5 separate regions of the Homo sapiens genome follow, and regions 1, 2, 3 and 4 are each linked to region 5. The links are chromatin loops, found by intact Hi-C in ENCODE. Cell type or tissue: PC-9. All regions are shown on one strand.

What was found. A loop is a pair of places that touch in the nucleus more often than their neighbours do. Peaks named below come from ENCODE experiments on the same cell type or tissue, not always from the same donor. Only the 100,000 strongest peaks of a DNase experiment are listed, where the experiment ranks them.
Region 1: it touches region 5 in a loop (4-fold over the local background); 4 of 110 quality-filtered maps call a loop at or near these places.
Region 2: a loop joins it to region 5, with 7 times the contacts of the local background. A loop is called at or near these places in 2 of 110 quality-filtered maps.
Region 3: it touches region 5 in a loop (3-fold over the local background); 4 of 110 quality-filtered maps call a loop at or near these places.
Region 4: a loop joins it to region 5, with 5 times the contacts of the local background. A loop is called at or near these places in 4 of 110 quality-filtered maps.

The regions. Positions count from the first base shown.
Region 1 is chr13:109,209,411-109,214,410 of GRCh38, reverse strand. No RefSeq gene overlaps it. Among named protein-coding and RNA genes, the nearest start is that of MYO16-AS1, 45 kb to the right of the region's middle. RefSeq lists an enhancer at 2,095-3,294. In PC-9, no CTCF peak of the experiment used is centred here; a DNase peak (open chromatin) is centred at 2,610; H3K27ac peaks cover 2,523 bases.
Region 2 is chr13:109,682,692-109,687,691 of GRCh38, reverse strand. No RefSeq gene overlaps it. Among named protein-coding and RNA genes, the nearest start is that of LINC00676, 43 kb to the left of the region's middle. In PC-9, no CTCF peak of the experiment used is centred here; DNase peaks (open chromatin) are centred at 2,651 and 2,991; H3K4me3 peaks cover 2,411 bases; H3K27ac peaks cover 4,293 bases.
Region 3 is chr13:109,867,633-109,872,632 of GRCh38, reverse strand. No RefSeq gene overlaps it. Among named protein-coding and RNA genes, the nearest start is that of IRS2, 84 kb to the right of the region's middle. In PC-9, CTCF peaks have their summits at 2,597 and 2,811; DNase peaks (open chromatin) are centred at 1,442, 2,882 and 3,452; H3K4me3 peaks cover 2,653 bases; H3K27ac peaks cover 3,035 bases.
Region 4 is chr13:110,009,285-110,014,284 of GRCh38, reverse strand. It overlaps a transcript of LINC03082 not described here. Among named protein-coding and RNA genes, the nearest start is that of LINC00396, 42 kb to the left of the region's middle. RefSeq lists an enhancer at 1,428-2,627. In PC-9, no CTCF peak of the experiment used is centred here; a DNase peak (open chromatin) is centred at 1,984; H3K4me3 peaks cover 480 bases; H3K27ac peaks cover 3,031 bases.
Region 5 is chr13:109,153,300-109,158,299 of GRCh38, reverse strand. The region is part of intron 32 of MYO16 (myosin XVI); the gene reads right to left. The region is part of intron 1 of LOC105370356 (a long non-coding RNA gene); the gene reads left to right. Among named protein-coding and RNA genes, the nearest start is that of MYO16-AS1, 12 kb to the left of the region's middle. RefSeq lists enhancers at 942-1,491, 1,492-2,042, 1,450-2,649. In PC-9, no CTCF peak of the experiment used is centred here; DNase peaks (open chromatin) are centred at 729, 1,859, 2,829, 3,479 and 1 weaker place; H3K4me3 peaks cover 3,469 bases; H3K27ac peaks cover 4,830 bases.

The DNA of each region.
Region 1 (5,000 bases), 56 kb before region 5:
GTGTGAATTAGTGAAGAATTATGGGACTTTGAAATAAATTTCATAGTTTATATACTTTCCAGGATATAGTTATAACAGGATATCAGATTGAGACTCTTTTTGCCTCAATTTCCACTGATTTCTAAATGATGGTGATTGGGATACCAAGGGAGTATCAGACAGGTGGCCCTGCATATGTCAGATGCATACTTTACAAGGGAGAGGAAGGAAACCTGCTCCTATCTCTTGGGCCTTTCAGCAGGATTAAAGGTACAAAAAGTAGTCAGAGAGAGGACTGGGAAAAATTGATGAAAATATTTATTTGGTCAACTGTAAGTTCCATCCTGCCCTTTCAGGAGGGGTTTGGAGAGTGCATTTGCTCTTAGTGCTGAGCCTAATGAGGGTGCTCCCCCAAAGCCCCCAGGGAGCACTGGAAAATGTGCTTACTGCACTGGGGAGATCCCAAGAACTAGTACCTGGCCCATGACGAAGACTGCTGACTCGCTTTGGAGGCGGGGCTGAGTGCTCCTGCTCCTGCTCCGGCTCAGCCTGCTCTGCTGGGTAAGCGCTGCTTGAGGGTGCTCCCAACAACTGCATGTGAGCTGCTTGGTGGGTGCCACTTGGGGACCTCCAGAGCAGGGTTTCTCAAATGTCCATGTGCACATGGCTCACCTGCAGATTCTAACTTTGCAGGTCTAGGATTGGGATGATGAGTTTCCCAGGCAATACCATTGCTGCTGGCCACTGGACCACGCTTTGAAGGGCACAGAGTACTGTGTGTGGGAGAGACTGAAGAGACTTCAGAGAAGGAGGACAAAGATTCCTCCTGATGTCCACGAATTCAGGAAAGAGCCTCAGGAGCTCTAGGAACAGAGAGATGTCTGTCTGCCTAGGGCTTGTGTGAGAGAGGACCCAATAGATAGTCTGCAGAGCCCACTGCATCTTCCCAGAGAAGAGTCAGCTTGCTCCTCCACGAGGCCCTCCCAGTGCTCCCTGCTTGAACTGCTGCCAGGCCTGGAGAGGGGAAGCTTTCCAGGGAAGTGAGGGACTCCCTATATCCCCCCTCTCCTCCCACTCATCCTTACCTCGTTACCCTCCAGCACTGGGTACAGGAAGACTTACAAGGGCCCATTGGGAAGGTGGGCTGGCGGCTGCTGATGTAGGGAATTTTCTGCATCTCATGGTTGGCAGAAGGCTAGTGGCTCTGTGCACCTTCTGAGCCCAGAAGGAAATATAAAATTGCTTTTAGGTAGTTATAGTTAGGACTTCCCTGCCTCACATAGTGTGGTATATACAGGCGGATCATCAACCAAGTCGCATCCCTTTCCCCCTAGTCAAAGAGTAGGTCTACATGTCCCAGGCCCCTCCTGCCAGGTGCAGCTCCATGACTGAGTTCTGGCCCATGGAATGTGGAGGCACGTTAAGCCATTTTTAGGCAGGCCATGAATTCCTCCTGGGTCTGTTCCCTGTGCTCTAATCCTCATCTACTGGCTAAGCAAGGAGCACCCGCAAAGGCCTAGAGGAGGCTGAGCCATGAGACGGACGGACCCTTGATCTTTGAATGACTGTGTCAACTGTGACTTAAGAGAGAATACTAAAATAGAAGGACAGCTTTATTGTGTGAAACCACTAGAGCCTGTGGTTGTTAAAACAACCAACTTGAGTAACAAACATAGATAGGGGTGGGAAGTCAAGACAAATAAGAAAACTGCCCACAAGTGCCACCTACCAACTGTCAGGAGCAAAACTGGGAGGTAGAGTGACTTGTACCTTTAATGAATTTTTCTCATTGAGTCTTTGTGGGCAAACTTTTGGCTTCTGAAGACTGTGGGCAGCAAGTATTATGTCTTTGTAGGGTTTGCCTTTCCTTCTGAGGCTGAAAAATAAGAGTTCTTGGTACGGGATAAAAACACGTCAGTAATGAGACAGTGTCACCTCTGATTTCCTAATTCCTTACCATTGACACCCTGAGCATCCGAGGCCATGACTCGGTGGATTTCTTGTGGCCTCTTTTTCTCTTTTGCTGGGAAAATTTTCTTGCTTTTAAAAATATAGACGGTCATCCTTTTATGTAACAGTTTCTAAGCCCAAGGGAATGACAATAGTTCTCCAACCACAAAATGCAGTTATAATTGTCTGAAGAACTAGTTCCCCTACAAAACAGGTGTATATAGATGACCTATTTGTATTAAAAAGTGTCCAAAACACTAGCTTTGTGATATTAAATGTAATTATCTTATTCAACAATAATATTGATGAAGAATAATAGGGAGTGGTCGGGTGGCTATGCTCTTCTTATTGCCACACAAAAGTCTAATGCAATTTATCATAAACATTAAGTTCGGAAAGAAAACCTCTCTTCAAATATGACAGAATGTATACATTTTTCAATTAATTGTTTTAGATCATGGCCCTCCAACCCTTTTGTTTGTTGAAATCTTAAAAGATCAAAAACTCAAATTGAATTTGGTTTTATTCCATTTTTCTTTAGAGCTTTGATCCCCCCCTCCCTTGGAATTTATCAATAGTTTCATTCTCTTTCATTTTCTTTAGACTTCAGAAGCCAAATGGTGACATCAGGAAAATGTCATCTGAGCAGGCTCGCTGGCCTTCCTTTGAAGCAGCGCTTGTTCCCTGGGGCTACAGGGAAAGGCAAGCTGGCAGATATGCAGGGTGTCTGTCCCATGACTAATTCAAAGGAAAGAAAAGACACATTTGATACATTCCTATTATAAAACAACAATAGAAATGAATGCATAGATTTATTCACCTTTAATTATTTTCTTATGAGAGGACATCAACATTTTCTTCTGCCATTATAATGATCCGGTAAACTACATAAAATTCAGATTATATTATGCTGATGTTGAAGCACACAAGAATGATATTTAAAGTATAAGCACATTTCAAAAAGCCTGGAAAATGATCTGAGAAATTAGAACAGGTGATAGAGATGAATTATAGGCACCTATTAAGACATACCCTTTGAAAAATAACATCTTTAAAGTTTATAAAGCATCCTGGATTTTAGAGAAACTTACTGAAACCACAATAATAGAACATCGCAGGGGTTTGGAGTATTTAGGTAAAGTGAAAAAAACTACAAAGATTATTCTTCCCAGTCTGTAACTCAGCATGCTACAACCTTTTGCTATCTAATGGGTATCTTTGTAACTCACGTGGACGCCTTGCAGCACAGAACATCGTTGGTAGTAGAATTTGTTTTATGAAGTCATTGCTTATGAATAAGATGTAAAGGAAGAAAAATGGGGGTGGAGATGATATTTTTAGTTTTTTGAAAGCAGTGCTACTGTTTTGGGATCCCATGAGTATCACACAGAACTCACTATTCCACAGTAAATAGAAATTTAATTGCTTTCGTCTTCATTATATGGATTTTTATGTGCAGCTAAAAACAATTTGAAAAATGTAATAAAATTACACTAAATGTTTACTTGGAACAGAGTTTTTTTTTCCTCCAGCTAATTTAAGAATCTTTTTTATTGAAACTTTCCTGATGAGAAATAGAAATCAATTCCATTCATTTCTCATCAAAAACTACATTTAAATGATTAGGAAAAAATGAGCAGTTCCAAGTGACGGTCAATGGGTGAAACGTGTCCTATTGAAGAACGTTATTATTTAATACCCTCATGCCCTTTATTGTGATACGAGTTGAGTTTGATGTCTGGCTGGAAACTGACAGCAATAGAATTTTGACAAAAGTTCATCCATCCTTTCAGACTCTGGAATTCATAATATACCTTTTGTCCAAGTTGTGTAATGTTTATTTGTGAAGTCCATTCATAAATCTTAGATTTTAATTGGTTGTTGCTTTTATTGAGCAGATTTATATAAGCATAATTCTAACTAAATTAGATACCACTATTTAAGAATAGTGATGATATATTTTTCCATCCTGGGAAATACATTTTAAATCATTTTAACTCATTGTAAACATTTGGATAGTGGTTTTTAGAGAGCTCTCATAAATAATTTTTTTAAAAAAGCAATAGAAGTGGGCAGTGTTTGAACATAGGGTAATAATTCATACCAATTATATTGCTGAACATAAGTTTGAAGCCTCAATAATACATCCTAATTCATACCTTATGGTCTGATGGCAATTAAAATACCACCATTAAATATTTTGCAAACACACATAAAAGCTGAAATCTTGCTTATGTAGAATAATATTCAGTACTTTATTACCCAGAATATTACCTCTTTATTTTCTTGACAAAGTATAATCATTAGAGAGCCATTCTGAGAGTAACTTTAATCCACACGAAGGCTTGGACTTCGTATTATTGTGACTGTTAATACTGTTACTACTGTCATGGCTATTGATGCTTTTGAGCCTCTGCTGATTTTCATATCATGTAATTAGAACAGGCACAATCAGATGGTCCTAATGTAGTGATTAACACACACCTGCAATCTCTTTCCACAGCGGAGAATCCAAACAACTAAACACAAAAGGGCTTACTTACTGATTAAGGAGATTGTGTTTAAAGGGTCTGTCCACATTGATTTAGAAGATTGTGTTTAAACAATCTATCTACAAGCGGGTTGGCTTCTAGTGTCTGAAGGTCAACAAACCTTAAATGAGGCAGAGGGACTACTGAGAGGTTAAATATTTCATGTTCATGATGCTCATAGTACCCTAATAGGTGACTGTAATGTTTACCTAGTGATGACACAGGCCCCAGTGCTTCAACTTGGGTTAATAGGGAGTTGTGTGGTTTGGACACACATGTGGCTTGTGACTTCCTTACTTCACGTAAGGTCTCCCTACAATGGTCATGCATCATCATTTCAGGTGTCTTTTCATAAAGTAAGTTGGCAATTTCTGTATATCAAATTAAAATGGCATGGACATTGGAATCATAAAGATGAGAGTTTATATCTGATGGGCTGCTTAAAGCTATAAGCTTCAATTTCAGTATCAATACAAAAATGATAAAAATTACCTTGTAGGCATATGTCAGTGCTGTGGACTGAACTATGTCCTCCCAGAA
Region 2 (5,000 bases), 530 kb before region 5:
CTTGTCCCAGATAGCTGTGTGCTTTGCCCTGAATTTTTCTTTCGGTTTCCCGTTTAAATGTCACTTTATCTGCAAGGCCATCCCTTACCACTCTAAGAAGAATTTTTCTTTCTGTCCCCTTGATCCTGCCAGTTTTCAATAACACTAGCATCTGACATTTTATTTTATTAAATGCATATTGCATTGTTTATCTCCTGTTTATCCCTTCCAGAATGTAAATTCTCTGTGACCAGGCACCTGTTTTTTTTTTTTGTTCTTGCTTTTTGAGTCAGAGTCTTGCCCTGGTTGTCCAGGCTGGAGTGTAGTGGTGCCATCACGGCTCACTGCAGACTCCGCCTCTTGGGCTTAAGTGGTCCTCCCACCTCAGCCTTCCGAGTAGTTGGGTTGGCAGGTGGGCACCACAATGCCTGGTTAATTTATTATTATTATTTTTTTGAGACGGAGTTTCACTGTCGTTGCCCAGGCTGGAGTGCAATGGTGCAGTCTTGGCTCATTGCACCTCCCAGGTTTAAGCGATTTTCCTGCCTCAGCCTCCTGAGTAGCTGGGATTACAGGTGCATGCCACCATACCCGGCTGATTTTTGTATTTTTAGTAGAGACAGGGTTTCACCACATAGGCCAGGCTGGTCTCTAAGTTCTGACCTCAGGTGATCAGCCCGCCTCGGCTTCCCAAAGTGCTGGGATTACAGGCGTGAGCCACTGTGCCCAGCTCCAATTTCTAAATTTTTTGTTGGGTCTCACTGTGCTGCTCAGGTTGATCTTGAACTCCTGGGCTTAAGTGATCCTTCCACCTGAGCCCCACAAAATGCTGAAATTACAGGTGTGAGTTACTATGTCCAGCATCCTTGGTATGTGCTTAATAACCAGGACTGAACCAATGTTTGGAGTAGAATTAGTTTGCTTTAATTATTCACTGAATGAATGATTACATAAATGACTAAATAGAAGTTTTAAATGCTAAATTTCTAGACTCCAGAGTTTAGAGTGAATTAGTGTTTGTTTTTTGTTTGTGTTGTATTTAAGCAACTTATTTATACCTCTTCAAAAGGGTATCTTTGGTGTCTTATAAAATGTACATAGAATAATATAAAAATAGATCCTGAAATCAGAGCAAAGAGAAAAATAAGAGTGGCTTCATTCTTGTAGCAGAAAATCTGTATTCTAAAAATACATTTCTAATATAGTCTAAGACAGAGCATGGGAAGTGAAAAACATCACAGGACGATGGTTCTCCAACTTGATTCCTGTGGAAAACGTGTACTCTGGAGGCTGAACCTGGGGTTTTACTATTAAAGTGAGATAATGATCGTTTCCAGGTGCACATACAAGGTTGAGAAAAGGGATAGGCTTTTTTCAATTTAAAAAGTTCCCCAATAACTTTTTCTTAAATCTTTGGAAATTCTACTGCTTCTCTGCTGGAAAGCACTTAAATTGATAAGAAAAACAGTGAACAAGTACCAAACTCTCAACCGAGTACCTTGGAAATAGCTACCTGAGTTAGCCTGACAGCTGGATTTTCATGGACAGCTGTGCTCATAGTTGTGAATTTGTATTGCGTGATTTTAATGTTGCCATACTTTTAATCGCTAAAATAACCCTAGTTCAAAAAACAGAGGTAAACATTGATATTTTATCATGTTTCGTAACTTTCTGATGTTTCATTCCCTAAGTAATTTTAAGAACCCTTGTTTAGACATCTGGCTTTATGGGACAATCAAAAATATGATTTGAGTTCTTTATTTCAGGACAATTTATGCACATAAATGTGCTACAGAAAATAAGGAGGAGTAGGTTTTACTTAAGCCGACTTTGTTTTCTCCTGTGGGATGAAGAGCAGCTCTTTCCATTGATCTGATTGTCCCAAATAATGTTTCAGTGCTTCAGTTCATTTTGACCACGTGGTCACACCCCAAAATGTCAGCCACAACATTACACTGTACACACAAAAGTCCAGATTTACCGCTGTACCTTTGGTCCAACAACATTTATATTTAGCCTCCAATAAAGGCTCAACTTGCTCCAAGAGATTTTTAATGAAGAGCACCATAACATTCCGGTTGCAATTATGCAGTGAATGGCAAATTCCAGAAGCATAAGTAAATCAATGGAGAAAGCACAATGATCCCTTCTACACTAGCATCTGGATTTTTAAAAATCCACATAGCCTCTTCCTTCCTTTCTCCCTCCCTCCCACTCCTCCTTCCACCCTCTCCCCTGCTGGGCATGTGAGGCTTGCTCCAAGCTTGATTCTGAGTGGAGTTTTCGCATTTCTAACCTGCACAGAGGCCGGGTCCAGCCTTAGGTGGCTGTCCCATGGTGGACTTGGGGCTGCCATACCCAGTTCATTTTCTCAACCCTTCACTTCATTTTCGCCCGTTGACACAGGCTTAGTGGGCTCCGGATTTTATTTTTTTTAATTCCAAACGGTTGCCTAACTTTCCCCTTTCGCCTAAACACGATAGAGCTGTCTTTCTTCGCTGGAGCTGCTTGCACGGGCACGGTGGCATTTGCTGCTATTTCAGCTCTTTCCACGCAGCAAATCTGCTTTCCCCAGCCCCGAAGTAAACATCACCTTTTCCCTAGTTGACCTGCCTCTGCTGAAAACACACCCACCCCTTCCTGCTCCAATTACAAACTTAGACTTGACTGTGGGCCAAGTTGCTTTTCCCACAGGAGCAATGTCTCTGCCTCACACTTGGTTTTTCCAAGGGAGGCGGTGACTGAGGCCAGCACAGACAATGCTCCAGCCTTTGTATTTGCTGGGCCACAGAGAGCCACGTAACATTTATTCAGATCCAGTGAAACCTAATGCGAGGAAGCCAAGGGGAAGGTGGTTTCTCCTGCGTGCCATTTTCAAAAGTGTGCGAGCTGTCTGTCCAACTACACATCTCTTTTTAATCATGTCTGCTGAGGTCTGACCTAGATGTGTCCCATCCCTCACTTCCTCTTGGGGTGCCTAAGAGGGTTACCATTTGGGGCGATGACAGGTGTGTCCTGGAATGGGCCCTGTTACACAGGTGGATTGACCTGATCCTGGGTGTGTGAGCAAAGCCCAGTGCTAGCAGATTAGTTATGTCATAAAACATTAGGAAATATTTTATACAGTGGAGATAAGTCGGAGAACTGCAGGCTGCTGGGTTAGGCCAAATCGTTCTGGAAGCAGGGTCAAATGATCTTATATACTGTGTTTGCCTGACTTGGTGGAGTTGAAACTAATGACTCTTCTTCGCTTTGTGGAGCAAAACTTCCAAACTGCATTATATTTTTGGCTCTGACCTTGCACCTGCCACCCCACAGCCCCAGGCATCATTAGACACCAGCACAAGTCATTTTCTGAAGACGTGAACTCCTGTTGTGGTTTATTTGCTTTCATGACCCAAAGACCTGTCAGGCTTTGAGTTTTTCTTGGTAGCGAGTGTTCCCTCTCTGCACCTCAGCTTGTAGAGCTCTTCCATGGGAAGTCACAGAGTTTATACCCAGGGATGTGGCTGCATTGATGCTGCTGGCAGGGGCTGGGGGGAGGGGTGTCCTGTTTCAGCTTCTAGAAAGCTGCCTTTCCCATTGCCTACAACGGTCATTGCATACTTTCACCATTTTCATTTTCCCCCAACTCCTACCTTATCCCTTCCCCACCCTCCACACTGAACACCCAACTGTGATTTTGACTTTTTAAAGGAAACAGATACATCAGGACAAACCCCCTCAACTTTCAGGTTACTTTTCTACCAACTCATTTCTACCTGTTCACATACCTGTTTTAAGCTCATATCAGAGAAGTTATTCCTTTTGCTTTTCAAGAAGGCACTCAATACTGCTTTTTTTCCTATCAATGTATCAACGAATCTGTCATCTTCCCTCTGTTTTCTACCCTTTTGCCACTGTCTTAAAAAGTCAAGAAAAAACCTTCTCTAAACCTTCAATGTTAAATTTCTCCTTAATCCTTCATCTCCTCCTTCTCCTCCTCTCTGTATTTCTGTTTATCACTCATTTTCTACACTCAAAACTTTATTACCGTCATCACGATGGTACTTGCCATTTTATATTCATCTAACACATTTATTGAGCATTTTTTTTTAAATGTCAAAAATGGGGTTGGATCTTGGGGGATAGAAAAGAAAAAGCTACAGTTGTGAAGCATCCATCATTCTCAGCAATTATCTTGTTTATTTATACAATTGCCTATTTGCGAGCATCGAAGTCACAGAGCCTGTGCTTTCACTGCTGTATGTTGGGAGTGCTGGCTGTGGGATAGGGGCTCATAAAAAGCTTTTGAAGGAATGACCGAAGCCATCACCAGGAGTTTACCGTAGAGGAGACATGAGCACCTGATCACAGCTCAACTGTGCTTGTGATGGGGTGTGGGGAATGTCTTCAGAACTGCAGTGGAGAAAGCACTCTGACTTTGCCTACGGGTGGTGGGAGGTTTTCCTGGAGCTACATCTGAAAGGATGAAAAGGAGTAAGTCCAGTGAAGGAGGACCGAGGGAATGGGAACATTCTAGGCAGAGAAAGGGAGCAGAAAGCTCATGAGTGAGGGGCTGAGAACAAACTTGATGCATTCAGGGACTATTTAGCTGAACCAAGCTCGGGGAGGACAAGATGGCCAGGTGTGGACTGGAGGGAGGGAGGTAAAAAAGGTGAGCATGGGCTTTGTACCTCGTGAGTATGGGAGCATGGGGAAAGGAGGCACGTGTTGGCATTGGTGGAGCCCCTCATGAGTATGGGAGCATGAGGAAAGGAGACTCAGGTTGGTATTTGTGAAGACACTCTTGATTTCAGTGCAGAACTCATTAAAATAGTGCAAGATTAAAGCAGGGTGACCTTTCTAGGAAGCCAAGGGAGGGCTAATGATGGTGGGAGCACTGTGATGGTGGGAGCATTGACAGTGATGGTGCAATTGGAGGGAAGATGACAGGTTCAAGCAACGTTGGGCTAAAAACAGACTGACCTTGGAGAGATGAAGGGCTCACTCTGTGGGGAAGGCGAGACGTGGAGGACACA
Region 3 (5,000 bases), 710 kb before region 5:
CTTTCCAGCCTTCTCACCTTTCATTGTCTGGAAATTAACCACGGCAGGGTTGTTGTACCAGAAATGTTAGCAGGGTCTTTATGTGATTATTTGAGAGAACAAACATAGCTACCTTTTTCCATAAGCCTTTAAAAAATAACCTCCCCTTTTGAACCAATAAAACGCACCTCGCTGACTTCAAATCTCTTCTTTCTTTGTGCTCACCTGGAGAGAGTTGTATGTGCTGGATCTAGAAAGGAATGTCAACTTGCTGGGCAATTCACGAGGTTTTCATTCGCATCCAAGAAGCTCGTATAAGTTGGTTGGATCTTCCAGTTCAGCAAAGGTGTTTACGTAGAACCAAGCAGGAGACGAAAAGAAGATAAAGGGCTTAAGGGATTAATTGTAGTCCTCTCCGGTTATAGTTTAGACAGATACACATAGTAGGGGTATGTCTATGGTCACCTGCATGGAATTTTAATTTATCTGCGCATCTCAGAAACTAATTTATATTGTTGACCTCAGAATAAACATTAGAATAAAATATGAAAATGTGTATGATGTCCTGTATTTTGCCAGTTTTGAGTATGACTGTAAGAAACTTTGTAGCTTAAAATGGATCACATCAAGATACCCTTCATACTCTATGATGTTAACCAGCAAAGATACCTGCGAGGTTGCTTTACTTTTTTTTTCTTCCTATAGTGAGGTCCTGGTAAAAGAAAGAACATAGATTTGCATCTTCTTCCTCATGTATTAAGCAGAGATTGCATGGGTTATCATGGTACAATTTTCTATTATTTGCAAGAAGATAACGTGCTCAAATACCTCTGAATTTGAGCAACAAATTATTTTGCAAATGCCAATCTCTCTCTCAATGCCCTCTTATGTGTATATATGTGTGTGAGTGTGTATACACACATATATTTATACATGTTTGAGAAATATACATATATATATCTCTCTCATATATGTATCTCATATATATATCTCATATAGATATATATATGAGATATATGTATATCTCAAACATATATATATATATCAGCAGCTGAGTTGATTATTCATTTAACCAAAATGTATTGAACCTTCACTAGGTACTCAGAATTCAGGCCAAATGAACATGGTTTGTGCTCTTGAGGGGCTTAAGGTGTATTAGAGGAGACAACAGATTGTTTGCAAAGCCTCTTTCCTGGAATCCCTGCCTCCATTTTCACCTGGTTAAGTCCTTCTTAACTCACAGGTCTCAGTTTAGACATTGTTTCTTTCTCATATTTAATTCTATTATGGTTAGTACACTTAACATGAGATCCACCGTCTTAACCAATGTTTAGGTGTCGGTGTGTTATTGCTGACTGCAGATGCAATGGTGTACAGCCGCTGTCTGAAGCTTACTCATCTTGGTTGATTGAAACTTTATGCCGTTGATGAGTAACTCCCAGACACTTTTTTTCTTGGAAGCCTTTCCTGACTCCCCAAAGTTTGCTGTGTGCCACCCGCCACCCATGCTAGCAGGACACATCTCACATCTCACTGTGCTTTCTTGTCTTGCCCCTTACTCATCTGCATTCCTGTCCTACTTGTTTCACAAAGTGGATGCTGTTCTAAGTCTATCCTGTGCCTGGCCACAAAAAGAAAATCCACAAATATTTCATGAAGAATAAATGAGATCAGCAAGCGCAGCTCATGGTGATAAGATATTCGCTGGGGTGTGCCTGCGATGGAGACATCTAAGTCCAAAGCTTCCCAGGGAGTTCTGGAGGATAGATAAGAGTTTGTCAAAGAACAGATAACAGCCTTCCAAGTGGAAAATCAATAACAATCTTGGAGTTGCCAAGATGTGGAGGAGTGTTACCAGGACTCACAGGCAGTCCTCCACGGCCTCCATGTGGGAGAAGAAAGCTGGGTCTAGAAAGGCCAAATTACACAGGGCATGGCAGAAATACCTGAGTGGGCATTGAGGGACAGTTCCCAGTTCTAAGGTGGTGGCCACTGAGTTGAGAGACTTTAGGAAAGTTACTTAGTCCAAAGGTTGTCCAGAGAGCATTATGGATGAGCTCCACCAAACGTGTCCTGGAGGAACTTTCTAAAAATGTGCTTGCCCCGGTCCCAGCCCAAAGGCTCTGACTCAGGAGGCTGGCTATGGGCCTCCCTCTGACACTGCCGTGGCACTTGGGTGGCACCTAAGAGAAGCACCTTTACAGGCCATGGAGATGGTCGGCCATGGGTCAGAGGGTGCAGACCTGGGCCACCTGGAACAACCCTGTGAGGCACCTCAAGGTCACTCTGACCACCAGTAGCCAGGTTTGGGGAAAAACAACAAGGATTCTGGGGCCGCTTCCTCATTTTCACAAATTCCTTCCTTAGCAACGTCACCAAGCTGTCCTGAGAGAACAGACGAAAAGATAGGGGAGTGACTCCGAGAGACGCCCAGCACTGTCTTGACCTCAGAAGGTTGCTGCTGTTTGATTGTCTTCATCAGCAGCCGTGGTTGTGAAATGACTGACAGTCCTGTCGGGGATGGAATGAGCAGGCCCATCTTTCCGGGGAAGCTCCCTGAGGCTGCCTTCCCACTCAGCTCCTCCCCTTCTTTGCGATGCTGGTCAGATTCCTTCTAGATTTCCAGTCGGATTCTCATCTGGCTTCTGCTCGGCGGAATTTTTCTGAGTTTCTGATTAATTCTTCAGGAGCGATGCCTCACCCGGCATTGCCTGCACAGGGAGGGTCTCCTGGCCGTCTGTGAGCGAATGGCGCTGCCCTCTGGAAGCCGGAGCCCACGTTCCCTGCGAGGCTGCAGGGCGTCCTCCCAGCCAGCAGCTGGCTCTGCGCTGTGTGTCCGCTGAGCCCAGTCGGCCGCTCTGTCTTTTGTCTGAGCCCTCGGTCTTGGCTCATTGCCTGGCAACGTGCTGGTGCCGCCAACCTGGGAAACCACTTTCTCTTCTCTCGGTGTCACGTGTGTACTCACCCAGAAAGATGACACGACCGCCCCGGAATTGCCCGTCTTCACTCTCCCCCGCGTCGTGGCTGCACCAAGTGGTCTGCACGCAGCAGCTGTTTTATGTGCAGCGAGTGCTTGGTTATTTTTCAAGTTTTTTTTTTTTCCCCAGAAATGTGGCCTTTTTCTTTCCCTGGAAAGGAAGCTTCAATGTGTGCTTCTGGGAACGAGCAGAGGGAGAGTCGCGAAATGCATGGCTGGCATTCTCTCCCACTCCTTATCAGAGAGGCGACTGGGCCAGGTGTCTGATTTGCTTCCTGCCATGAACCTCGAGGACAAATGGGGACACCGTGTTAGTGGAAACCTATTGCTGTGTTTCCCATTTAGCGAGCCCAGGCTGGGATTTTCTTAGAAATTAGAGTGACAACCAGATTTTTATTCTCATCTATCTCAAAAAGGCACTCACATAACAGTGAATCTTGCTGGTTGACAGGAATTGGCATTGAAGCCATGATATTGTTTACCAAGACTTGACCTTTGGTGACTCAGGATTTTTCATCCCTTGCTGCAGCGTAGTTGTTTTTCATGTTTCAAGGCAATCTGAAATGACATTGAAGTCTGATGACCTTAGGTCAAGTGCTTCCTCAGAATGTTTTAAGCCTTATGATCTTGCAGAGGCAATAACATTAAAACTCATTATAAAACTTATTCTAATAAATAAAGCTGTATATGTCAAGCGCTTTCTGTGTGCCAAGTATGGTGCTTAGCACTTACCAGGAATTACCACATTTAAATCTGATGGGCACCCAGGGAGGCAGGTGTGTCCCTAACCTTATCTGTTTAATAGAGGAGTAGTTATAGTTGCCTTACTAAATCCAAAGAATGTTCAAAACACATGAGAAGACTTTGCTCTCTCCAAAGCACCATGCAGATGAGAGTGTGATTGATCTGCATCCTATCTAAGCATGTTCCTGACTCACTGTTCACAGTACAAGCACATCACGATGTTTTGCTAAGAGTGGGATAAAGGTGACACTGCTCTGCTCAGCTCTTCTCCTGGGTGAGATGCCAGGCAGGAGGGGGCCAGTGCTGCCCCCTTGACTACAGCACAAAGGGGCCAACAGAGGGCAAGAACTTAGTTCCTATCACCTCAAGCCCCTGCAGACACGAATCAGAAATTGTCATTGCCTGTTACTCTTTTATAGCATTAATTCTAACTGTATTTTCTTAAATTACAAGAACACCTGACATTTCACTATATAACTGCATGAAACAGCAATTTAATCTAATTGTAACTCATACTATTAACACCATTTTCTCCATTGAGTGATTTTTCATTAAGGTCCAATAATTACTACCTAAAAATGATGTTGGACCATTTTCAGTGTTTTAGTCATACATCTAGAGCCAAGTTATCAAGGCTGCATTTTTTATTGTCCCAGATTATGTGTTAAATACAAACTGAATATGTACTTTGGAGTGAGCTATAAAAATTTTCCTCTAGGTGTTAGAATAAAATTGTATTTTCCAAGAGCAAACTTTGATCAAAAGGCAGGATTTTATTAAAGGATTCCAAGTATTTTTATGGTCATGCACATGTACACGGACATAGATAGATAGTGTGTGTGTATAGACATAGATAGATAGTGTTATGTGTTGAATTATGTTCCCCTAATCCCAGAGTTTCACAATCTGACCTTGTTTGGAAATGGAGTCTTTGCAGATGTAGTCAAGGTAAGATGAGGTCATTAGTGTTGGCTCTGATTCAATATCACTGGCATCCTTCAAAAGGAGGAAAATTTGAACACACGTACACACACACAGAGAATGTCATATGTAGATGATGGCAGATATTAGGGTGATGAAGCAGAAGCCAAGGAACACCAAAGATTGCTAGCAGATTACCAGAGACTGAGTGGCAGGCATGGAGCATTTTCTCCCACACAACTTTCAGACAGCTGACCTCTTGACTTCTGACTTCTCGACTCCAGAACTGTGAGACAACAAGTTTCTCCTGCTTAATCTACCCAGTTTGTGGTACATAGTTAGGGCAGCACTAGGAAACAAATATAGATTTATAGATGAT
Region 4 (5,000 bases), 860 kb before region 5:
CCAACAAATCAATAAACCAGTTCATCTAAGAATGTCAAGGAAAGTCAGGAAGAACCACAACTCTCTCTCTATATATATGTGTGTGTGTATATATGTAACTATATATATCTGTGCGTGTGTATATATATAGTTATATTATATATATATAGTTATGTAACTATATATATATAATATAACTATATATATACACACGCACACATATATATATATATATGTGTAGGTTTGTAGCTATGTGACAATTTCCGAGATGCTGGAACAGCCACCTCTCATTATTTACCCTTCTAAGGACCCCTCCTTATTGATCCTTAACTTCATTTACCTTCTTAGTTTTTCTAATTCCCTCTCAGCTGTACTTACCAGGAGGGTTCACACATTTATTTGGTGACAACTAAGCCTAAATGAGTTTATGAGGTCATTTTATATGGTCCTTTTGACAATATGAGAAGATGAGATTGAGAGAAAATGATAAAAGGGAATTCTAACACACTGACACGGAGAAAGGTGTGGTGGAATAGAAGAGGGTGGTTAATCTTAAATCACCATTCTGCTTAAGGAAGATCCAAGTCTAGTGTGTTCTTGGTAACTTTTGGAATAAAAGTGTATTAAAACATTCTACAAAATTACCTTGATAACAATAAGTATAAGTTATAATATAGTTATTAGAACAGTTTACACAGCACTTTTACATTTATCATCTTCCTAACTTAGGTCAAATAATCAATCATTCATTCATCTAGTAATGCAAAAAAAATGGTATGTTGTTTTCTGGGATCTGATTTTTTAATACCGTGAACCAGGTCCCTATTTCAGTGTGTAGCATGATTACAGGTTAGATCTGCCCACCTCAGACCATTGTCTCGCAGATGTGTGCTTATCCCAGTGAGATCTTTGAATATTTATCACGATTACTCTGGGGGAATGAAAGTCCATCCTGTGGGCAATGGAGGATCTTTGGGTATGAGTGAGAGCTGCCCTTTAATTTTTTCTCAAACCTTCTAGATTCGTATGTTTCTTGTAAAGATAAACGACATCATAGATGGGACCACCTGCTTATTTTTATCTTCTTTAATTCTTTGTGAGATTATGGCACTGGCTGAATGACAAGAGTGTGCTACTGCCACAAAGCTGCAGACTGTCCAATGGACTCTAGTCCCTATGAAAACAACATAGATTCAACTTGTTATTCATGTAATCTCTCGAACAGTGAACACTACTAAGCCCAGGCCTCAAATGAGCCACACATTGGTGCTCTCTGGGGGCTCTACCCAGAAGGGCTGGTTATTGCTGCATCAGAGATGGGGAAAGGTGGTACTCCTGCAGGCACTATTCAAGTGTAAGTGATCTGCATCTTCAGTTCTCCTCAACATCGAAGTCAAAAGAAGCAATGCTGTTACTCGAATACAATGATCAAAATCAGGATTAGACTTTGTTTTAATTCAAAAGAAAGAGCAAGTGGTATTACTTGATGTCCAGCCTTACAAAAAGCAATGTATGGGAAAGAAAAACCTAAAGAAGACCCTTGGGGAAAAGGAAAACAAGTTCTGTCTAGGGGAAGGAAAGTAGTGATGAGATTGAGTTTCTTTTCTTTGAAAATTCCCTGCTTTACAGGGATGGTATGTTTTATGTTAAAAATTAAGCTACATTTAATCCCTTAACAATGTGTCCCTGAGACATTATTATGGGCTTGTATTTGTCATGGATTCTATTGAAATATGTTCATTATTTTTTCCAGAAATGTGAAATAGAAAAAGGGGCTTTCATGGGCTCTAAACACCAGAATTCGTTATCTGTATTTAGAGCGAGGACAGATTTGTCAGAGGTTTCAGGCAGTGACTAAGAACTCAGGAGTAGGAGGGAAGAATAAGTACTGACAACTTGTTCTTGACCTGCCCAGTTATTTCAACCACAGGAAGGATATTTAAGATTCTTTGCATTATCATTATTTAGTGACTCATACTGTGGGTTAATAATTCCCTTTTTCCTACTTCTCTTGCTCCTCATAGGCCAGCATAGATCAGGGGCTCAGGGACCTGCCAGCTCAGATGTCATTTCATCCTCAGTGGTGGTCACAACCTCCAAATGTGCTTCCTGAATATGCTTGAGAAGAATGTTGTCTGTTGATGGAGCTGCTGGCTGAGAGATCTGGTTGAGAGATGGTGTTTTAGCCTGAGGTTTCTTGAAGAATTTCAATCCTAGCCCATTTCCGAGGATAACAATGCTGAACCCATTGGCTGTTACCCTTTGAGCAGCGATATTCTTCACCATCTAAACAAATCTGTTGCATATTAAAACTCAGTGCTCATGTTCTCACTTACAACCGGGAGCTAAACGATGAGAACACACGGACACATAGAGGGAAGCAACACACACCGGGACCTATCGAAGAGTGAAGGGGAGGAGAAGGGAGAGGATCAGGAAAAAGAACTAATGGGTACTAGGCTTAATACCTGGGTGATGAAATAATCTGCATAACAGACCCCCATGACACAAGTTTACCTATGTACCAAACCTGCACATGCACCCCTGGACTTAAAAGTTAAAAACCCCTCAGTGCTCCTATGACATTTGATATATTGGGATTCTTCTTCATGGTTTCTTTAATGTTAACCACCTTTTTACTGTCAACGTCAGGGAGTGTCATGGCCTCATATTCCTGAGTTTCCTGTCTTTACTGACCAAGATTGATCAAAAGCACCTTCCTCAAAGGCAAGTACATTCTCTCCAGGTCACTTCTATTCCATATATTTGTTTATGCTGGCATTGTAACATATTAATATTTTTCCCATTATCAAATTTTGTGAGAATATCAGTGGTACATTTTAAAATCTAATAAGCATTATCAGATGCCTTATGAAGATTATCTGCCAAATTATAGCCCTAATAGTAAAAGATTTTTAGCCATATTTTGTTTAATTAGCTTGTGTTGATATTTTATTACTTAGAAACTCCCACCCCCCGAACCCTCAAATGACTTGTTCCTTGAACATAAAGAATAAAATTGGGACAGTCTGTCCTCACAATATTTTCTGGTCCAAAGCAATTCCAGATGAATACATGCTTTTGAATAGAATATACCATTTTGCATCAATTACATTTCCACTGATTTAAGCAAGGATACTGGATAGGAGAAACAGTGCAATAATTTAGACCTTCAAACCCTTAGAAAAACAAATCAGCATCAAGTGTGTAAAATAATGTTCATGTGGGTAGAAAGGGAGGAAGTGCCTTAAAAGACTGGACCAGAGTCTCCTTTCTGGCTGCCCTCTGTGTGTTCCCAGCGAATTGATTTCATAGTGTCTTATGACTGCCTGCTATCTTTGCTAAGCAATCTGGCTGTTGCTGTTGTTTAAAACATTCCCCCCTGATTTTAAAGCCACATGCCTTCCACTTGTCATGCAAGCTGATAAGCACACTTTCTTTTTCACTTATAGACAACCTGCTCTGAGGCTCCTAAAAATGTTTCTGTGAGGATTGTGATTTCTGAATGTGGTAATAGCTTTTACATGATGCCTTATAAACAGGTGCCCTCTACATTAGAAGCGTAGCCAGAGCCCCCACTCTCAGGGCTTGACATCTGCGGGTTTTAGAGCGATAGCTGGGTGAGTGTGTTGCTACTATTCTGATGATGGATGACAGCAATAGATCAAGGTAGATCAACATTCTTAAGGTACAGCAGTAAAAGGGTGAGAGTAAAATGGAAATGCATGAGTGCTTTTCAAAGGCAAGAGATTAATAGCTCTGGGCATGCCAGAAATACCGGGATAACTTTTCCACATCTCTAAATGTAGTTAGCTCTCTTCTAATTAGCTTGTCCTCTGCCAGACCACAGCTGGGGGCAGCTCATACACACTGTGCCTTTAATTCCCACAACTGGAGTGGGTGGCAGTCCCTTCTAGGATATGTGGAGACGAACAGAACTGAATTTTCTGGAAGCATTATTGAATTTACTTCTTAAATGGCTTTCCATCATCTTCTAACTGGTGAGGACCAGTGACTATCATTAGTCAGGCTGCACCAACAAGGAATGGAAAATGGAGGTTACAGGCTCTATGGACGTCGACCTCTGATGGTTGAAATCTCCTTTCAATATTCCTGCTTCCTAAAAAATGTGTGGATCCCCATGTGGCCTTCTGCTAGTAATGAGGTCTACAGATCAAACTCAATTATTTCCTTATGCTATAAGACTGCCAAATTCATCTTAAAATGTCCCGGGATCATACAATGATGTAGTTTCAAGGTTTTAAAATAAAAGAAGAACCTATCAGCTTCCCCTTCAGCAATTAATAAGCTGATGTTAACAGCTCTATCTCTGTACTGACTGGTAAAGCAGTACCGTGTTCAAGATCCCTCTGAATTTATGTCAATCCCACATTTCTAATTATTTTTAGTCTGTTCTTCTTTTTCCATTAAGTGGATATATCCATGTATGGTGACCTATTCAAACAAGGTTTCCAAAATGTTAGAAGAGTAAGGACCTCTCATTGGAATCAATGATATGTTTTCTTGATCTTTAGGACAAATTTTCTCTATGTGGTAGAATTTGAGCTTGCAGCAGTGGCAGAAACTGAATGATGGCTGAGGTCATCCATATGAAGAAGTAGCTTTATCCCCACTTTATTGTAGGCCCCATCCTTGTAAGCTACATCCTAATCCCAGAACTCCTCAGAAGCTGCTCTGGTTCTGGGTTGACATACAGATAATAAAGTGGGGACAAACACAATAACTTAACAATGAGAGAAGCTAGCAGTAGTGACTTGATCTATGGCACTTACGGAGTGTCTGAAATACAAACTCCCACGAGGCCATGAAGAAATTCCCAATTAGACAACAGTGATGGATGGGCTATATTAGACAACTTTTACACCTTCTCAAGATTTCTAGGACCTAACTTCTGTATTTGACGGCTGGGACTAGTGACCTCTTCTGTTATCATGGGCTATGAGTGACTAAGCCCAGTACCACACTTTTCATAGCAAAGATTACCATCAGTTGTTTATGAA
Region 5 (5,000 bases):
AGAGAAATGTCCTTGAATAATTCTGGGAGAGCTGGAGAAAGACAGGGAGCATAATGGGAGTTAAGATGAGTCCTTGCTCCAAACCAAGAGTGACAAGAAACCTGGCAGAACGGACAGCACGTGGTTCAGCCCTGGGAAGGCAAAGAGATGCCCTGGAGCGCAGTGGCCACTCTGGGGAACATGAGAGCTGAATGAAGAAGAAAGGAAGAGGGGTGGACCATGAGCAAACTATATTCCTCCCCCAAGCTAGGGAGCTCTCCACTGATTCAACAGGTATTCACGTCCTACAAGGTCCAAACCTGGTGCTAAGATTTACTTTAGAACTTAAAGAAATATTCGTCCGAAAGAAACAATCCATTGAGTGCTCACATTTTAGAGGGGTTATGGAGCACGGCAGATGACAAGAATTTATGACGACCGGGTAAGTGCAAGAAGAAAAGGGACTACATCTATCCTGAGGGGTATAGAAGAATGAAGAATCTGACGCATCACTGTGGGACTCGCATCCTGCTCAGCTGAGCTAATTTTGACGGTTTTATTCACTTGTTAAAGCCTTTGACACTTATAATGCCAACCCATGTGACAGGGACATCCAGGGTGCATTCTAAGGGGTGCTTTTCCCCAGGCTTCTCTGTGGTGACTCAGCTCTAAGGGGGACTGTCTTCAAGGTGCCTTCAAGGCATGTGTTAAGGTTGCAAAGGGCCAGGGGGCTGGGATGGGAGCTCTGCAAAATGCTCTAGGAATTCTTAGGAGAGGTCAGAGTGGGCTGGAGCAGCCAGGTGAGCCTTTGTTGTGTAGGCAGGAGGAAGAAGCAGTGGATTTTGAGTTGAGGACGGAATGTGGAGAGGGGGAGGGAAAAGGAAGGGAATGCCGCAGAGGCAGAGCTGACTGCACTCGTGAGGGAGGGGAGGCTGGCTCTGCCCACACCTCCGCACCGGGAAGTGGGAGCAGAGAGCTTTGGAGTCTATGAGCATCACAGGACTGGGTTCCAGCAAGTATTTTGAGCAAGGGCATGCTGTGAAGAATAAGGTTTTTTTTTTTTTTTTTTTTTTTTTTTGTAAATACTAATCTAGCAAAGAAAGTATACAGCTGAATGGACCTTGAGGAGAGATTAGAAGTAGAAAGAGAGTCAGGGGAGAGGCTGGGGAAGCAGAAGGAGGAGTGGAAAGGCAGGAGGAAGCTGAGTTCAATCCCACTGAGCGGGAGAACTGGGACCTGATGGGGACCACAGCTGGGGCGTGGTTCAGAGCAGCAGCTCCCACCTGAAGAGCAGGGTGCATCTGGGGTTGTACTTGTTGACTTTGAAGTGACAGCCGCAGGCCTGAGGATTAAATTGAGTGGCAATTTTTTGAAGAAGAGAATTTATTAGGACTGGAAAGGAAACAGCTAGGAGAGACTTAAAAATCTCTCAGGAAGGAGAAATTTTCAAGGAAGAGACACTCTCGAGTGTGAGGAGGTAGCAGGAGGGGACGCCCAGGTGACTGCCGTGCAGGAGGGCAGATGTGGGCGTGCAGGAGGGCAGATGTGGGCTTGCAGGAGGGGCTGCAGGCCAGGAGCCTTGGCAGAGGGCAGGACTGTGTGGCACGCAGGGCGGCTGACAGCGTCAGTGCTGGGGAAAGGCCAGGAAGCAGGGGAGAGAAAGGAGCCATGGAATGTTTCCCCAACAAGATGCTGAAAACACCACTTTTCTCTTAGGTACCTGCGCTAGAGATCAGATTAGAGTGTATTTTAGAATCCTATGAGATGGGATCCGGGTTTCAGTAACGCAGGAGAAAAACAAACTATAGCTGTTTGGCTGACTTAATACTGAGAGTGCTATGTAAGGCATAAAAAATGTGAAAATACATTTTAAACTCATTACTCATACTGGCTATAACTCATTCTGAAACTCTATAGGAAAATTCCTCTTCAGAAAGGCTATTGCATGAAGGGAATGTGCTTGTTTTTTCCTACTTGGCATTAAGGAAAAGTACAAATGCAGAGAGAGGTGCCTGGCAGGCTCCCACCACTTCTCAAGTTCTCGTTTGTAAAATTTAGAAGTCGCAGCTCGACAGCGCTTGCAGATACACATAGATGGTGCGTAATTAAATTTGGATACAAGCACTTCGACCTGAAATTGGCGTCTAGCTTGTGTTAAACCAAATCTAGTTTGTGTTACACAGGGCAACTCCTTTTAAATCTCTAAAATATAGATTTCTCTGAAACCCTGTATTACTGCACATGAGGAAGAAATGCAAACAGGGCTTTGACACCCCTCTCAAGTCGACCTGCATCCTACTTTATAAGCTTCTAGGAAGTGATTTGTTTTCTTTTACATAATATGTTTTTTCTTTTACATGATAGAATTTTCTTTCCTTTCCATGATAGCATAATCCAAATATTTGTGTTATTGCCTCTCAGAAAGACGAATTTCAGATGTAAAGAACCACAGAGGCTAATCTGAAACTCAAGAAGAGAGAGTTCAGTGGAGATGGGTGGATGTGAGGAGAGTGGAGACTGCTACAGGGGAAATGTGTTAAACTCATGGAGGTGACACACTGCAATTATGCATGTTTTGAACAGCACAATTCTAATTGCCTTTTGAAAACGTGCAACAGATTTTATCATCCCTTTGTGAATGCTTGCAGAAATATATCAAGAGAGGGCGTCTGAGTCTAGTGGTGATGGAGATCTGGGAAGAGAACTGGGTTCCCAGGCAGTTACTCTTGTGACACAGCTGTTACCCACACTATGTGGACAGGTCATATTTCTATAAGCATTGATTACTTAAGAAACAGAAAAATACATCACTGCAGACCTTGGAAAGGTTGCGTGTGCTGAGAAACTGGATTTGCCCGGCCCTCTACTGACTTTAAATGTCTCGGGCTGGGCTCCCGACATTCCTTCCTACTTGTTAATAACCCCTTATGAAATCACCACCCTGGAGTAGATCGAAATTCCTCTTGAACTTATGTTTTAAGCATTCTTCTCTGGTAGCGAGTGCCGCAGATACTTATCCTCCAGGTTAAGCGGGGAGGAATGGAAATGTCTGCTCCTCCTTCACTCCTAACTCTTGTCACCCACCCCCCCGCCAAGTCGAAGGAGATGGTTTGTGCTAGAAAACACCAACTGAAGTAGGAAACAGAGCGATGTCTTCAACAACATATGTGCTGAGCAAGGGAAGAATGCATTGATAGTAAAGCTAAAAAATGACTGTCAGTATAAATAAGGTTTTCAGTACCCAAAAATGCACAGAAAATTAAGTTGTGCCAATTTCCTTTTAAATTTAACTAACTGAATCCTTTTTTGCCCATTTATTCTGTCCCTGCCATAAAGGGGAAAAAATCACTTCAATCCCTTTCCTTTTCTTGTACTTGGGTAGCTTTTTTTTTTTTTTTTTTTTTTTTTTCATAATTAGCCGAGTATGCAATACCTAAACAACATGCCTGCTTGGCCCAGAGCCCCATTCCTCATGCATACTTTTATAGGTCATGAGGTTATTTATATTGCTGTTATTTTTACATTTCCTCAATGCCAGGTGGTAACGTAAATCCAGGAGTCCTGAGCCACGATGTGTGGCCAAGTACGCGGTCGGTGTCAGCAACATATGTTTTCCTGGAGGGAAATGGTTCCTCCTCACTTTCCCCAGAAGGCAAAGGTGAGAAGATAACGTCCCTGCTCTTCTGTTGGGAGTGTTTCGTGTTGGTGACACCTACAGCCTGGATGGTAAGCTAGTGGTGCCTGTCCTCTGCTAAAAAAGAAACAGCAAAAATTAAAGAAAACAGAAAGAAAGAAAAAGAAAAATTACAGCAGTGGTGGATGTGAGGTCTTTTCAAATCCCTTGCTCAGAACTCATTACCAATTTACCCATCTAAAGTACTTAATAACAAAAAAAGACACAGACCAGGGCCCATCGGAACGAGCATGAGTCATCGACCTTGAGCATTTTGCTGTGTCAACATTTCACCAAGGAGAAACGTGGCAGGCCCGGGCCAGGCCACCCAAGGCGGTGGGATGGACGTGGGGACCTTGAGAGCTCAGGGCAGCAGCCCTGCACCAGCTGGCATCAAGACATTTCCATATTTTAATAAGAGTGTGGCAGCACCTGTGGACACCAGCTGAAGCATAGCCCACCTGCCCACACTCACTGGCTCCCAGCCAGGAGCTCGGAGGCCTTGAAAAATAAATTTAAAATATCTATGGAGATTCAAATTCTTCTCGAAATTCTGGAAGAGCTACATGGACCGTGTCTTTGATAGCCGTAGCGGTTGCATCTCTTTCTGGTGGTAGATTGGCTGGAGTGACTAATTCTTTACGTGCTCACGTGACCCAATTTCCCCTGATGGGCCACAGGGCAGGTGCCAGTCACTCAGGAAGGACAAATGACTGGGACGCAGTAGAGAAAGGCTGAGCCTAAGCTTCCAGTGGATTCACACTTCACCAGGGACCACAGGAAGACACCATGAGGTGGCCAGGCAGGTCGGTGGTGGGGTTTCCCTTCTCCTAGCCTAGCTGTTAATTTCTTAAGTAATTAATCAGCCCAGATTAATCACTTTTTTTTTGAGACAGAGTCTCGCCCTGTCGCCCAGGCTGGAGTGCAGTGCTGCAGTCTCGGCTCACTGCAACCTCCACCTCCAGGGTTCAAGTGATTCTCCTGCCTTAGCCTCCCAAGTAGCTGGGACTACAGGCCCACACCACCATGCCCGGCTACTTTTTGTGCTTTTAGTAGAGATGGGGTTTGACCATGTCGGCCAGGCTGATCACAAACTCCTGACCTCAGGTGATCGGACGGTCTTGGCTTCCCAAAGTGTTGAGATGAGCCACCTCGCCCAGCCAGATTAATCATTTCTAAAGTACGTAGGTTCACATGTAAATGAACATAGAAATAGCAAGAAAAAAATCTATCCTTTCTATATCTATATATCTATAGCTATTCTGATACAGTTACTCCAAAACATAATTTGATCACGCCCTTTGAAAAATCCTTTTACTGTGCAGGATAAGGCACACAGTGGCTTCTA